2 separate regions of the Homo sapiens genome follow, and region 2 is linked to region 1. Evidence: read pairs that join two places in POLR2A ChIA-PET (ENCODE). Cell type or tissue: OCI-LY7. All regions are shown on one strand.

What was found. ChIA-PET counts read pairs that join two places held together with the same protein. Peaks named below come from ENCODE experiments on the same cell type or tissue, not always from the same donor. Only the 100,000 strongest peaks of a DNase experiment are listed, where the experiment ranks them.
Region 2: POLR2A ChIA-PET joins it to region 1 with 8 read pairs; 2 of 35 experiments call an interaction of 5 or more read pairs at or near these places.

What each region holds. Positions count from the first base shown.
Region 1 is chr6:106,644,793-106,652,792 of GRCh38, forward strand. QRSL1 (glutaminyl-tRNA amidotransferase subunit QRSL1) reads left to right here. Exons shown (of 11, transcript NM_018292.5): 5 at 4,233-4,409; 6 at 7,417-7,592; 7 at 7,675-7,790. Among named protein-coding and RNA genes, the nearest start is that of QRSL1, 19 kb to the left of the region's middle. In OCI-LY7, no CTCF peak of the experiment used is centred here; DNase peaks (open chromatin) are centred at 4,319, 5,619 and 5,986; H3K4me3 peaks cover 4,658 bases; H3K27ac peaks cover 6,795 bases.
Region 2 is chr6:106,724,895-106,732,894 of GRCh38, forward strand. LINC02532 (long intergenic non-protein coding RNA 2532) reads right to left here. Exons shown (of 7, transcript NR_033557.2): 5 at 448-495. Among named protein-coding and RNA genes, the nearest start is that of LINC02526, 33 kb to the left of the region's middle. In OCI-LY7, a CTCF peak has its summit at 3,806; DNase peaks (open chromatin) are centred at 3,877 and 5,151; H3K4me3 peaks cover 655 bases; H3K27ac peaks cover 1,035 bases.

The DNA.
Region 1 (8,000 bases):
ATAGACGTGAGCCATCGTGCCTGGCCAAGAAATCTTTACCTAACAAAGGTCACAAAGAATTTTTTCCTAGAAGTTTTATAGTCTTAGCTCTTACATTTAGATCTGTTATTCACTTCGAATTAGATTTTCGTATATAGTATGAATAAAGTCCATTTATTCAACATATGGATGTCCATTAACTCCAGCACTAATAATAAAAAAGATTATCCTTTTCTTGTTGAATGATCTTAGGTTTTTTTGTCAAGAATCAAGCACATTCAGTAGGTCTGTTTCTGGACTCTGTTGCATCTCTGTTTATTCCAGTGTCACACCATCTTGATTATTATAGCTTTATAGTAAGCCTTGAAATTATGTAGTAAGAGTCTTCTAACTTTGTTCTTCTTTTTCAAAATCATTTTACATAATCTAGATCTGTTATATTCTGATATGTTTTAGAATAAGCTTGCTAATTTCTACAAACAAGTTTAATGGGATTTTGATTGTGATTGTGTTGAATTTATAGATCAACTTGGAAAGAATCGGCATCATAATACATGTCTTCTCATACATTTTGTTTTACTCTGGAATGTTTTTATGATTTCCTGCATATAAATTGTACATATAATTTGATTTATTCGTGTGTTTTATGTTTCTTTTCTTTTTTTTTTTGAGACAGAATCTCACTCTGTCACCCAGACTGGAGTGCAATGGTGCAATCTCGGCTCACTGCAACCTCTGCCTCCTGGGTTCAAGAGATTCTCCTGCCTCAGCCTCCTGAGTAGCTGGGACTACAGGCACATGCCACCACGCCCGGCTAATTTTTGTATTTTTAGTAGAGACAGTGTTTCACCATATTGGCCAGGCTGGTCTCAAACTCCTGACCTTGTGATCCGCCCGCCTCGTCCTCCCAAAGTGTTGGGATTATAGGCGTGAGCCACCGCCCCCAGCCATGTTTCTTAATGCTATAGAAAATTGTATTTTTTTCAGTTTCTAATTGTTTATTGCTAGTACATTGAAACATAATTGATTTTTCTATATTGACCTTTTATCCCATGACCTTGTTAAAGCTTGCTTATTAGTTCTAGTTGATCTTTGTGGATTCTGTGGAATATTTTATGTAGCAAATTGTGTAGTCTACAAATAGAGTTAGTCTTATTTCTTCTTCTTGCCTTACTGCACCAGTGAGGGCCTTAGGTGCAATGTTGAATAGAAGTGGTGAGAGCAGATTTCCTTGCCTTGATCTTGATCTTAGGGAACAGCAGTCTTTCACCAAAAGTACTTTATACTTACCCTTTTATGACACTTGTCACATTTGTAATATTTGCTTGGTCATTGTTCTCTGTTTCATAGAAACAAGAGTCCTTGCGTGTATAGTTCAGAGTGGTATATCTTGGAATTCATTATATATATGTTGAATGAACTAATCCATGAGAGTATATTTGAACAAAGGCTTTCAGGAAATTGCCTTCATCAGCTGATCAAAATTAACATCACCAGTGAGGGTGAAGTGGACGTTATGTGCCTCCAGATGTAATTGTCTGAGGATACAATATCACCTATGTAATATTCCAGCTGAGAATGTGTAAGCTGACTCTAATAATGGGGAAACAAAAGATAAATCCAAAATGAGAACCATTCTATTAAAATATCATATGAAAACAAAAAAAGGGCTGTGAAAATCTTCCAGGATAAGAGATAAAGAAAGTAAAACCTAACATCATAAAACTCAAGAAAATGTAGGGGATGCTGGGCCTGGTGGCTCATGCCTGTTATCTCAGCACTGTGGGAAACTGAGGCAGTAGGATTGCTTGAGCCCAGGAGTCCTAGATCAGCCTGGGCAACATAGTGAGGCCCTGTCTCTACAGAAAAAAAAAATTAAAAAAAACAGGGAAAAGTATTAGTGACCTTGAATTAGTCAGAGTTCTTTTAGATAGGACACATGAAGCACAAATCCACTTAAAAAATTGATAGACTTGGCCGGGCACGGTGGCTCACACCTGTAATCCCAGCACTTTGGGAGGCCGAGGCAGGTGGATCACAAGGTCAGGAGATTGAGACCATCCTGGCTAACACAGTGAAACCCTGTCTCTACTAAAAATACAAAAAATTAGCCGGGCGTGGTGGCGAGCGCCTGTAGTCCCCGCTACTCAGGAGGCTGAGGCAGGAGAATGGCATGAACCCGGGAGGCAGAGGTTGCAGTGAGCCGAAATCACGCCACTGCACTCCAGCCTGGGTGACAGAGCAAGACTCCTTCTCAAAAAAAAAAAAAAAAAAAAAAAAAAAATTAATAGACTTCATTAAAATTAAGAACTTCTGTACTTTGAAATATGCTACTAAAAAAGTGAAAACGCAAGCCACAGACTGAGAGAAAAATATTTGCAAAACATGTATCTCAGAAAGAACCGATATCCAAAATACATAGAACATTTCACACCTCAATAAGAAAACAAGCAACCCTATTTTTAAAAAATGAACAAAAGATTTAAGAAGACGTTTCATCAGAGATTAAAACATAGTTGACAAACACATGAAACAATGCTTAATATCGTTGATCATTAGTGGAATTCAAAATTAAAATCACAGTGAGCTTGGGCACAGTGGCCCACACCTGTAATCTCAGCACTTTGGGAGGCCAAGGCATGGTAGTGGATGCCTGTAGTCCCAGCTACTCGAGAGGCATGAGAATCGCTTGAACCTGGATCACTTGAAACCGGGAGGCGGAGCTTGCAGTGAGCCAAGATCATGCCACTGCACTCCAGCCTGGGCAATAGAGCGAGACTGTCTCAAAAAAAAAAAAAAAAGAGAGAGACAATGATAATTAAATGGAAGACCTGACTCTAGATTTGATCCAGGAAGGAGATAAAATGCCATAAAGTACTTTTTTTTTTTTTTTTTTTGAGATGGAGTCTCGCTCTGTCACCCAGGCTAGAGTGCAGTGGCGCGATCTCGGCTCACTGCAAGCTCCGCCTCCCGGGTTCACACCATTCTTCTGCCTCAGCCTCCCGAGTAGCTGGGACTACAGGCGCCCGCCACCACGCCCGGCTAATTTTTTGTATTTTTAGTAGAGATGGGGTTTCACCGTGTTATCCAGGATGGTCTCGATCTCCTGACCTCGTGTTCCGCCCTCCTCGGCCTCCCAAAGTGCTGGGATTACAGGCGTGAGCCACTGCACCCAGCCAAAGTACATTATTGAATCAGTTGACAGAATTGAATTACATACAGTAGATTCGATAAAAGTATTGTAGGCCGGGCGTGGTGGCTCACCCCTGTAATCCCAGCACTTTGGGAGGCCAAGGCGGGTGGATTACGAGGTCAAGAGATTGAGACCATCCTGGCCAACGTGGTGAAACCCCGTCTCTACTGAAAATACAAAAATTAGCCCGGCGTGATGGCACGCACCTGTAGTCCCAGCTACTCGGGAGGCTGAGGCAGGAGAATTGCTTGAATCTGGGAGGCGGAGGTTGCAGTGAGCCGAGATCGCGCCACTGCACTCCAGACTGCCAGTAGAGCGAGACTCGTCTCAAAAAAGAAAAAAAAAATTATTGTATTGATATTAATGTTACTGAGATTGATAACTATACTGTGACTGTATAATGTGATATCCTTATTGTTAGGAAATACACACTAAAGTATTTAGGGATAAAGGGCTATGATATACATGTAAGTTACCCTTAAGATACCCTTAAGTTTCTATCATACTTTGTGTATATATGTACATATGTACAAACGTACACAGAGCACACAAGTAGTAAAGCAAAGGGATAAAATGTTGACCGTAGGTATGTCTGGGTAAAGGGTATAAAGTGCTTTATATGTTATTTTTATTTTTGCAATTTATCTGAGAATAAAATCATTTCAAAAATTTAAGTTATTAGCATTCCACTTGTAATGTTTTTCATAGAACTTCTGGTTCAGAAGTTCTTAACTGTTTGAATGTAACCCTTTTCAGCTGGAAGACCTTGATTCACAAGGGAAATCATCTTCAGTTGAATTGGATGATCAAAAGAGGCAAAATCTTTTCTTAGCAGATTAGCTTTGTCTATTTTCTACCACAAATGCTCTTCCTTCCCATCCTCCGCAACTGTCAATTAATGAAAGCTACATCTGAACAGGCTTCCCACCTTTTTCAATTCAAGCTACAGTGGGTTCTTAAATGCTCAATGAGTGTCAGAAGCAAATAATATACTCAGAAGATGAAATTTTCACATAAAATGAAAGTTTTACTAAGGTATCTTGCTTCACTTCGTCATCAGATCTGGGAGCACAGATGGTGTATTTGGACCAGTTAAAAACCCCTGGAGTTATTCAAAACAATATAGAGAAAAGAGGAAGCAGAATCCCCACAGCGAGAATGAAGATTCAGACTGGCTGATAACTGGAGGAAGCTCAGGTGGGAGTGCAGCTGCTGTATCGGCGTTCACATGCTACGCGTAAGATGCTTTTCTCTATCTGTATTTTAAAACCCACCCAAATACAAACAGTCATAAACTGTATCCAGCAATAGAGTAGTTCATATCCTGGTATTTTTCTTTCTAGTGAGCTATATGTGCTCAAAGGTATATCAAAATTATATCTTGAGTTGCACTCAACTGTACAGTACACTATGTATATTTAATACTTTTAACTTTAAAATAACAAATTTTTCTCCATAGTATCTGGTTCTCTTAAAATATGATTTTGTGGATCTTGCAGAATAAAGCATCGAACATAAATGAACTTCATTGCATTTCATTTTTAAATAATTTGAGTGTGTGCTCACTGATTATACAAATATTTAGGGACTAACATACAATGGCTTTAGTTGAGTGCTGCTGAACTAAACTGTTGGTAATGTTTATCCTTCAGCAAGATCAATCTTTTGAAAAAAAAGAAAAAATGCTAATATGTATTAATAAGATATTTTAAATAGTGTTTTCAGGAATCTGCAATTAAAAATGTACATCAGTAAGTAAAGTTTTTTCAAGCTTGTTAGGTGCTGATTCTGTTTATCTATCATACTTTGTATTTGGTAAGAATCCATTGATCATATTTTCAGTTCCATTTGTAAAGCATTTCTTAACTACCCAAAGAAAAGAAAGTAAATATGGCTGTTGCTGTGTTTATCAGTCTCAATTTAATCAAAATGAATGTGTTTCTTTAGTAATAGTTTTGTATTTTATCTCCCCTTAATTATCCATTAAAACTAAGTTCTTTCACACACATTGCAATCCATAAATCATTTATATTTTTTTAGAGCTATGGAGATGTGAGTTCTACAGATTTTTTTTCAGTTTTCCTAAAATCTTATTAACAAGTAAAACCATTTCATTTTATCTCTGTGAAATTTTATAGCATTGCATTAATATTAATGTGAGTTCTGACAAGTTAGGACTGCAGGATTAGGTGCTTTTTTTCTGTCCTCATCATCCCACTTAGTGTTCATCTTTCTGAATGTGCTTTTTAGTAGATGGCATTTTGACACATAATTCCTATGGAAATGTAAGTTTTACTTTTACATAGCCGTCAGTGAATGCTAATAAGAAAATGTATCTTTTAAAATTGTGAAAGCAACAGTCTGATTTTGTAGCTTAACTTGACACTGTAAGAAAGGAAATCTAATTTGCATTTTCTGTAGGGCACAAGTGCCATGTTATTGTTAGGAGCATTGTTCAGTCCAAAGCTTCACTTTAAATATAAGCAACAGAAGTACAGACCAAAAATAACTTCAGATTGAATGTATCTCAAACTGTAAAGTGTTCTGCTTTTGTTTCCTTATTTTTGATTTGTTTACCCCTTTTTGATTTGTTTACCCCTTTTTGATTTGTTTCTTTTACAATAGCTTTTAAAATAGGAAGATTCCTGGAGTACTGTGCAGCCACTAAAAAGAATAAGTTAGAGCACTATGCAATGACATGGAAAAATAACCAAGATAAATTGTTAAGTGAAAAATAAGTTGCAGAACCCATTTCTGTTAAAAGTAACAATTGCATAGGTATATATGTCAGTCATTGCATGGAAGTACTGCATGTCTGGATGAATGCATGTCAGAACTGGTAACGGTTATTGTGGGGGCTGTGATTCTAAGAGTAATCTTACTTTATACATCATATAGTTATATAATATTTTAATTTTTATAGTAGATATGTACTGTTCTACAGCACAACTTCTGTTTTCCTGAAATGGTTTTTTAATTGTGGTAAAATGCACATAACATAAAATGTACCAGCCTAACCATTTTTAAAAGTACAGTTCAAAAGTATTAAAAACATGCAATCAGTCTTCAGAACACTTTTCATCTTGCAACGCTAAAACTGTGTACCCTTCAACCCTCTCCCAGCCCTGGTAACCACCTTCTACTTTGTGTCTTATGAATTTGATTACTCTAGTTATCTCATGTACGTGGTGTCATGTAGTATTTGTCTTTCTGTGACTGGCTTATTTCATTTAGCATAATGTCCTCCAGGTCCGTTTTTTGTTTTTTTAAAATAAGAACAACACAAACTCTGTAGGTAACTGGGTAAAGAAATGAACAGTCACTTTGTAGTTGAGTAATGCATGTATAAATAAGTGTGCAAAATTATTTAAAATGCACATTAATAAAAACTTTTTGGTTATCACACTAACAATTTTAAAAATTACTAGTACTCAGTGACGGTACTGAAACTTTAAAACACAATCTGACTCACTGCAACTAGGGATATAAATTGGCATAATCTTTCTGACAAGTAATTTGACAGCATATATCAGAAACTTATGTGCACTAAGTCTACTTCTTGGAAGCTAGCCTAAAAAGTACTCACACATAAGCAAAAATTTATGTTCAGAGATTTTCATAACAAAGTTATTTATTAAATAGTTATTCTAGTTAGAAACAACGTAAGAGTTTAAATTATTAAACATCTCAATCCATGATTCTAAATGGGGTGGGTAGCAAAGGGCTGTATCTGAATTTCTAGGAGGGGCGTATTTAGTCTGTAAAAGCATACTGCAAAATTGCCATTAATTTGATTTGTTTTCAATATCAACATCAGAAGAAAGTGCAAGATTTATATGTATATTGAAAGGAGAATGGACTTTAAAATACCAGGAATCACGAATTTATATGATGGAATATTACATATACTTTACATTTTCAGGAATTTTAATGACATAGTAAAAAGCTAATGTTAAAAAAGGGATGGAAACTCATGATTACAGAATTATCTCAACGGTGAAAAAAATGCATTTTTAAAAAGACTTGAACTTAATATGCCAAAATGTTAACAGTGTTTTCCTCTGGGTATTGGAATATTGAGTACCTAAAGTTTTCTGTACTTTATGAATTCTCTGAGATGAACATGTGTTACTTTTGTGTAATCAGAGGAAAATACAGTTTAAAAATATACAATTGAAAGGGTAGATTCCAAATATAATTAGAGATATATCATTCTTCTAAAGATAATTCCATTTAAATTCCAGGGCTTTAGGATCAGATACAGGAGGATCGACCAGAAATCCTGCTGCCCACTGTGGGCTTGTTGGTTTCAAACCAAGCTATGGCTTAGTTTCCCGTCATGGTCTCATTCCCCTGGTGAATTCGATGGATGTGCCAGGAATCTTAACCAGATGTGTGGATGATGCAGCAATTGTGTTGGGTATTTATATAATTCTATATCATTTGCAACAGCTTCTCTATAAAACAATATATCTGTCATTCATAAGTATTGCTCCTTACAGGTGCACTGGCCGGACCTGACCCCAGGGACTCTACCACAGTACATGAACCTATTAATAAACCATTCATGCTTCCCAGTTTGGCAGATGTGAGCAAACTATGTATAGGAATTCCAAAGGTAACTTTTTCCTTTCATTACTTTACAGAAATACTGTCAAGTCCAATAGAGAGCACAGACTTGGGAGGCGGATTGGGTGGGTTTGAATCTCTGCTCTGCCACTTTTATTAATCATGTGAGTTGAGTATGTGACTTAATCTCTTTTAGCTCAATTTCCCCATCTGTAAAATAGGAATAATAAAAATACTGACTTCAGAGAGGTTTGTGAGG
Region 2 (8,000 bases), 80 kb after region 1:
CCAACAATCAACAAAAATCTGAAGCTCTCAGTCCCATAACTACAAGGAACTGGATGCTGCCAACAATTGTGTAAGTGGAGAAGTAGATCCTGGAGACTTTCCCTGGTCATAGGACTATTTCTGGCTTGTTCCCAGAGCACGGCAGAAGTGCAAGGGAGTTCATGTCCCCAGGAGCAACTTTTCACCAATGAGTAATAGGAATTGGTGGATGAATAACCCAGCTTCTTCAATCCTTGTTGGGACAAATCTGAGATGTGCAGTAAAGGCCCAGGACAAATAGCTCAAAGGAACAGAAGGGAGAGAGTCAGAAGCAGATGCATACTTGAAGGAACACTTGATTATGACAAAGGTGGCACTGAAGCATAGTAGGAAAAGAGTGGTCATTTACATCAATGATGTTAAGTTAATAAGACAGTCAAACGGGAAAAAGCAAAACTTGACCTCTACCTCACTCCATATACAAAAATCAATTCCAGGTGGATTGTAGATCTAAATCTGAAAGGTAAAATAATGAAGATTCTAGACAATAACATAAGAGAATAATTTATTATTTTTTAAAATGTATTTTTACTATGCAGCCATAAAAAATGATGAGTTCATGTCCTTTGTAGGGACATGGATGAAATTGGAAATCATCATTCTCAGTAAACTATCGCAAGAACAAAAAACCAAACACCGCATATTCTCACTCATAGGTGGGAATTGAACAATGAGATCACATGGACACAGGAAGGGGAACATCACACTCTGGGGACTGTTGTGGGGTCGGGGGAGGGGGGAGGGATAGCACTGGGAGATATACCTAATGCTAGATGACGAGTTAGTGGGTGCAGTGCACCAGCATGGCACATGTATACATATGTAACTAACCTGCACAATGTGCACATGTACCCTAAAACTTAAAGTATAATAATAAAATAAAATAAAATAAAATAAAATAATATTATTTTTAATAGATGTATCTTTTTAGAGACAGGGTCTCACCCTATCACCCAGGCTGTAATACAGTGGCATGATCATAGCTTACTGCATCTCTGAATTCCTGGGCTCAAGCGATCCTCCTGCCTCAGCCTCCTGAGTAGCTAGGACTATAGGTGCATACCACCAAGCTCAGCTAATTAAACAAATTTTTTTTTTTGTAGAGATGAGGGTCTCAGTATGTTGCCCAGGCTGGTCTTGAACTCCTGGCCTCAAGCAATCCTCCCACCTTGGCCTCCCAAAATGCTGGGATTACAGGCATGAGCCACTGAGCCAGGCCATAAGAGAATAATTTTACATCCTTAGGAGCAGGCAAAGATTTCTTAATCAGGAATTGGAAAGCACTAAATATAAAGCATACACTGTGATAAAACAGTTTCACTCTGAGATACATACCTGAGAGAAATGAGTCCATTTGGTCACCAAAAGACATGCACAAAAATGTGTTAGCAAGATAATTTGTAATAGTTAAAAATAGTAACAGCTTACATGCTCATCAGTGGTAGAATGGATAGACTAAGGTATGTCCAGTCACACGGTGGAACATTATTTGGTCCAGAAAATCAACAAACAGCTGCCTCACACAACACCGATGACTCTCATGAGTCCCATATTGAGCAAAAGAAGCCCTTGGGGGAAGGGATGCAGAATGAAACATGAACTTCAGCTTTATCTAAGGTGTTGTCATTTTGTAGAAACTTATATATGAAACAAAAGTGGAAAATGGCCAACATTTATTAAGCCTGGATAATGAGAACACAGGGGCTATAACATTAGTCTTTGTACTTTTGGGGGTATTTTAAAAATATGCAGCCTCCTCCAAAGACAGAAACAAGCTAAAGCATGATACATGAGCAGAAGTAGTAAGGATGTCCCCAACAAAGTCCAATTTTCTTCTCTACTAAAGCCCCTATGTTTTATACCACACAGTTAAGTATCCAGTTACTGATTATCTTGCTTCACTGGTGTCTTAATTCTGGCTGCCATACAGAATACCATAGACTGGGTGGCTTGAACAACAGAAACTTATTTCTCACAGTTTTAGAGGCTGGGAAGTTCAAGACCAAAGTGCCAGTAAGGCAGGTTTCATGCTGAGGCCTCTTCTCTTAACTTGCAGGCAGCCTCCTTCTCATTGTGTGTTCACGTGACCTCTTTGTGTGCTCACATGTGGAGAGAGAGAGACAGGGAACAAGCTTTGATTTCTCTTCTTTTTTTGTTTTGTGTTGTTTTGTTTTTGAGATGGAGTTTCTCTCTTGTTGCCTAGGCTGGAGTGCAATGGCATGATCTCGGCTCACTGCAACCTCAGCCTCCGGGTTCAAGAGATTCTCCTGCCTCAGCCTCCCAAGCAGCTGGGATTACAGGCGCCTGCCCGCCACCACGTCCAGCTAATTTTTTTGTATTTTTAGTAGAGACGGGGTTTCACCATGTTGGCCAGGCTGGTCTCAAACTCCTGACCTCAGGTGATCCGCCCGCCTCAGCCTCCAAAGTGCTGGGATTACAGGCGTGAGCCACTGCACTCGGCCTGATTTCTCTTCTTACGAGGGCCCTAATGCCCTACAAGGGCCCACCCTCATGACCCCATCTAGCCCTAATTACCTCCCAAAGGCCCCATCTTCAAATGCTATCAAACTGGGAGTCAAGGCTTCAACATGGGAATTTGCTGGGGGGACACATTCAATCCATAACAACTGGCTAATTGCTTCATGCATATTATTCTTGCTACCCAAACTACACTATAAATGCAGATCACAGACTGAGTAACAGTTCTCCAGTATTTCCTCTGTTTCTTGAGTGATTTATGGATTGATTGTCAGAAGTAAATTTGGTAATCTCAGACAAGACATGTAACACTGCCTGCCTCATTTTGCCCATTCGCGTAAATTCTTTTCTGTGTACTTTAATATGCATTCCTTATTTCCCTAAGGTTTTGCTATAATAGGCCTCAATAAATATTTATTGAACAAATAAATGAATTTTAGGGGAGATCCATATACAGAGTCACATATTTTCCCCATCTGGCAGATGCAAGGAATTTTAAGCTGCATTTCTTCTATTGGCTGTTGAACCTGGCAAAATGCCAACATCTCCATAGAAGTAACACTTTAAAATGTTATTAGCCATATACACTTTGGTGTGAACAAAGAAACCGAAGCTAATTCCTGATAGAAGCCATTTTGAGCTCTAGAAGTCTAAGGAAGGACAATAGTGAGGGACTAGAAGGGGAGGCTTGAAGACACCAAAGAAAAATAATAGCTCCTTTGCAATTTTGCCTAAAGCTCTAGAATATTGGTAAGCAAAATAATAACAATGAGATATCCTCTTGCTGTTTGTATTATTTCATGGCATTGATCTGAAAAACAGTCAATTATCACTAAAGCTCTTTCTACCTCCTTACTCCTGATTCCCTCAAAACATTTATCCTGTGCCTATGTGATGTACTATAAAAGTGCCTGGCCCCATTCCCCTCCACATTCAGCCTTTTGAGGGCCAGGGCTACGATCCTCCAGGCAGAAAGGAGGTAGAGCCAGAGAGCCCTTGAGGCTACAAGCTGAGCCTCTGCTGAATCCCTGGAGAAACTTGCCCTGGGGGTGGTGGCAATAACGTAGGCATCTGTCAGGCCCTTGCCATCTCCACCCACAGCAATCCCTGGCAGCAGCACAGGCCTAACTGTGGGGCCCCGGGTTGGGCAATGTGTGGATAATGCAGGACTGCCAAGGGCCTGGAGAGGTAAGGGCCTCTCTTAATGCAAGTGGCTTCACTAGTTTGGACGAGAAACACAAAATCACAGGATTCCCATGTCTGGTATATATTTGAGAAACTCGCTTATAAAAAAGATGCCCCCAGAGGACATGAACAGACATTTTACCAAAGAAGACATACATGCTACCAACAAGTATATGAAAAAAAGCTCAACATCATTGTCATTAGAGAAATGCAAATCAAAACCACAATGAGATACTATCTCACACCTGTTGGAATGTTAGGTTTTTATTAAAAAGTCAAAGAATAACATGCTGGCAAGGTTGCAGAGAAAAGCAAATGCTTATACATTGTTGGTGGGAGTGTAAATTGGTTCAGCCATTGTGGAAAGCAGTGTGGTCATTCATCAAAGAGCTAAAAACAGAACTACCATTCAACCCAGCAGTCCCATTCATTACTGGGTGTATACCGAAAGGAATATAAATCATTCTGCCATAAAGACATACTCACTCAAAAGTTTGTTGCAGCACTATTTATAATAGCTAAGACATAGAATCAACCTAAATGTCCATCAGTGACAGATTGGATAAAGAAAATGTGGTGCATATACACACGGCATGGAATACTATGAAGCTACAAAAAAAGAATGAGATCAGGTCTTTTGAAGGAACATGGATGGAGCTGGAGGTCATTATCCTTAGCAAACTAATGCAGGAACAGAAAACCAAATACCACATATTCTCACTTATAAATGGGAGCTAAATGATGAAAACACATGCACACGTAGAGGGGAACAACACACACTGGGGCTTATTTGAGGGTAGAACATGGAAGGAGGGAAAGGATCAGAAAAGATAACTATTGGGTACTAGGCTCCATACTTGGGTGACGAAACAACCAGTAGCGCAAACCCTCGTGACACGAGTTTACGTATGTAACAAGCCTGCATGTGTACCCTCCAACCTAAAATAAAAGTAAAAATAAAAATAAACAAGATGTCCCCAAGGACATGGATTCTATGGCTCTCCTCACACTTTAAAGGATTCAGGAATTATAAATACCAGTTACCCTCTCGGTTAATCAAGAGATTATTCATATTCCGACCTCAAATTGTTTAAGCTGAATCTAATCACGAGGAATGAGGAAACAACCAGGCAAATTGAATTGGAAGTTGGAAATTGAAGGATGTTCTACAAACCAACCAGCCTGCCCACCCCAGCTAGTCATGGTCAGGGGATGGGACCATGATAATTGACTTAGAAGTTGGAAATTATCTTGAGCTGTGGCCAGGTCACCTTCCCCTTAGCTGGAGAGAGCTGGACCCCTAAACAGCACTGAGGTCCTGTTTGGCAGGGAGAAGGGCCTGCCACCAGAACAGTCAGCAACAGAAGGGCTGGGTCCAAGTCTGAATATTGACATATTTGAGCAGGTGGAGAAGGAGGGAGGAAGTTAGGGGAAGCTTTGTAAACAAGAATGCAAAGTAGCATGCAAGAATAGAAATGCATTCTACTGGGTGTGCATTCTTTACGTCATGAAGGACACAATCTAACAGAATGCAAAAATAGAAGCAAGTACAGGTAGAGCATGGTGGCTCACGCCTACAATCCCAGCACTTTGGGAAGCCGAGGTGGGAGGATGGCTTGAAAGTTCGAGACCAGCCTGGGCAACAAAGTGAGAGTCCGTCTCTACACAAAAGCAAAAAGTTAGCCAGATGTGATGGCATATGCCTTTGGACCTGTGGTCCCAGCTACATAAGAGACTGAGGCAGAAGGATCACTTGAGCCCAGAAGTTTGAGACCAGCCTGTGCAACAGAGTGAGGGCCCATCTCAAAAAAAAAAAAAAAGAAGGAAAGAAGGAGGGAAGGAAGGGAGAGAGAGAAAGAAAAAGAGAGAGAAAGAAAGAAAGAAAATAAAGAAAGAAAAGAAAAGGAAAGAAAAGAAAAGAAAAGGTAAGTATAGTGCCTGGTGTCCAGTGGAACCAGCGAGATGATGGGCTGGACTAGAACTTATGACAGAAGTTCACAGGTGTGGAGGATAAATGGGAAAGACAGCTATGAAAAGCCTTGATGAGCAAGGAGAGTTCTTCTAATTGAACCCAAGGATACAGGACAGCCACCGTGGGTCCCTTGGCAGTGGCTTGGTGAGTAGAGACCATTATTTTAAGAAACGCCAGTCTGAAATGAGCCAGCAATTTAAATATTTTTAAAAGTTCAAATACTGTTTTAATTTTATTCCTTTTCTCTGCAAGCCCGGGGCACAGAACCTGGAGATGTAGCCGTTTCTCTTTAAAAGTGTTGCTGCCAAGTGAAGCAGGCCTGCCAGAGAATGCGACCTGCAGTATAGAAGAAACTAGCACATGCATTCTAGATTATTCCAGTGGAATGTAGCATCTACTTGAATTTTGCTAAAGCAATGCCAAGTTTTTTCTCTTTCAGTGAGTTTGAGTTCCTATGGGCTAGAGAAATCGTTTTTCAACTCCTAAGCATTATAGCATCACCGTGGAACCAGCAGGAATTAAGCTTCACCTCTCCCATTCCTCTCACTTTTTAAACTGTTTTACCACAATTTACCTCCCTCAGGACACTTTGCCCTCTGAGCAACCCAGAGATGCTAAGCCCAAGTCCACGTAGAGCTGCCCTGTGCCTTTTCTCACGACTGCAGGGCACAAGCCACCCCACTTCTCAGCCTTGGCTCATGGCTCATTAGCCACCAGGACTTAGTTTAGGGCCAAATTCAGCTCACATTGCAACCTTCTGGCTGCCAGGGCAGAAACAAAGTTTGAAGGTTGTTCTGTCCAAACAATTTGCTCCACAGAGCAGATTAATTTCTTACTGGCAAAATCCATACAGTTAATAATTATCTAGACTGGGGGAAAAGTACCAGTAAATCGATTGCCACATAAAATACAATTTAAAGAATAGAGCACAAAGAGAAGAAATCTGGGCGTGTTCTTCCAGCTATTCCAAACCAGATTCACATATAAAGACCTTCCATCCTGTATCTACTGCCCCACCTTGTCTTGTAGGCTCCAGAACCATATTTCAACCTTCACTTTCAATGGCTCCTTTTTGCCCTTAGTAAACTAATCAGCATGGGTAAACAAACCAACAGTAAACCAACCAAGCCCCTTGTGAATCAGCCTCCTGCTGACACTCCCCTACCCATACCTACCCCATATAGCAATCACACACAGGAAATCTCTTGCAAGTCAAAGGCCCCATGCTCTCCTGGGCCTCCGTGCCTTTGCACGTGCTGCTCCCTCTGCCTGGTGCCTTCCTGCCTGGCTCACTGGATCATCCTTCAGAATGCAGTTCAGGGAGCATTTCTATATGACATCCCTGACCATCATGCTCTGGCTGAAGTGCTTGTCTATCCCTTGCCATAGTCCCTGCCATGGCTGTATCTGATGAGTGCGTTGATCTGTTTAGCTTCACACTAGGTTTAGTGGAGATCTGTCTGGGCCTTTCATCCTTGTACCCCCAACCCAGGCCCTTGTTATCTATTCCAGGACTTCTGCAGGCACCTTCATAACAGGTCTTGATGCTTCCAATCAACATCTCCCCTTCCCAGTTCTTCCTTTTCACTGCCTCCAGAGTTGTATCTCTAAAACACTTCATTCCCCCTTTATTCTGCTTACAAACCTTCTATTGTTCCCCATTGCCCCAACTCTGTGGCAAGCATTCAAGACTCTTGCCAACCTGATGCCAAATTTCTCCTTTATGTTCTTCTTCTACCGTTTCAGGCCATAAATCCATGCCACAGTCAAGAGTTCCCCAAAGGGGCCACAAAATGTCTCTTTTCCACATTGGCTCATGAGGTTTTCTCCTTTTCTATACCTGATAGGCGAACTTCAATTGTAAGACCAGGTAAAATGTTACCAGTAAATAGCTCTCAGCTCCTGAGCCAGAATTCATTGCTTCTGTAGGGGCTGGTAACTTGGTCCAGTTCTGCTCAGCTGCTCCTTTGTTGCAGACTGAGCCCATGACCAGAAGCCTCAGCTGCTCCAGCAGATGGTGGCTAGAATTTTTTGAGTTGTTTTTAACCTGGTGCTCTGAGACTGGGGTGAACCTAGGGAGCTGAAGCAGCAATGCCACACCCCCAACACATCATACACACACACACACACACACACACACACACACCAGGCACACGCATAACATGGACTTACAACATGCCATCATGTTGGCATGATGGGCACGTTATAAGGATGGGCTGGCAGGGCGCGGTGACTCACGCCTATAACCCCAGCACTTTGGCAGGCCGAGGCAGGCAGATCACTTGAGGTCAGGAGTTTGAAACTAGCCTGACCAACATGGTGAAAC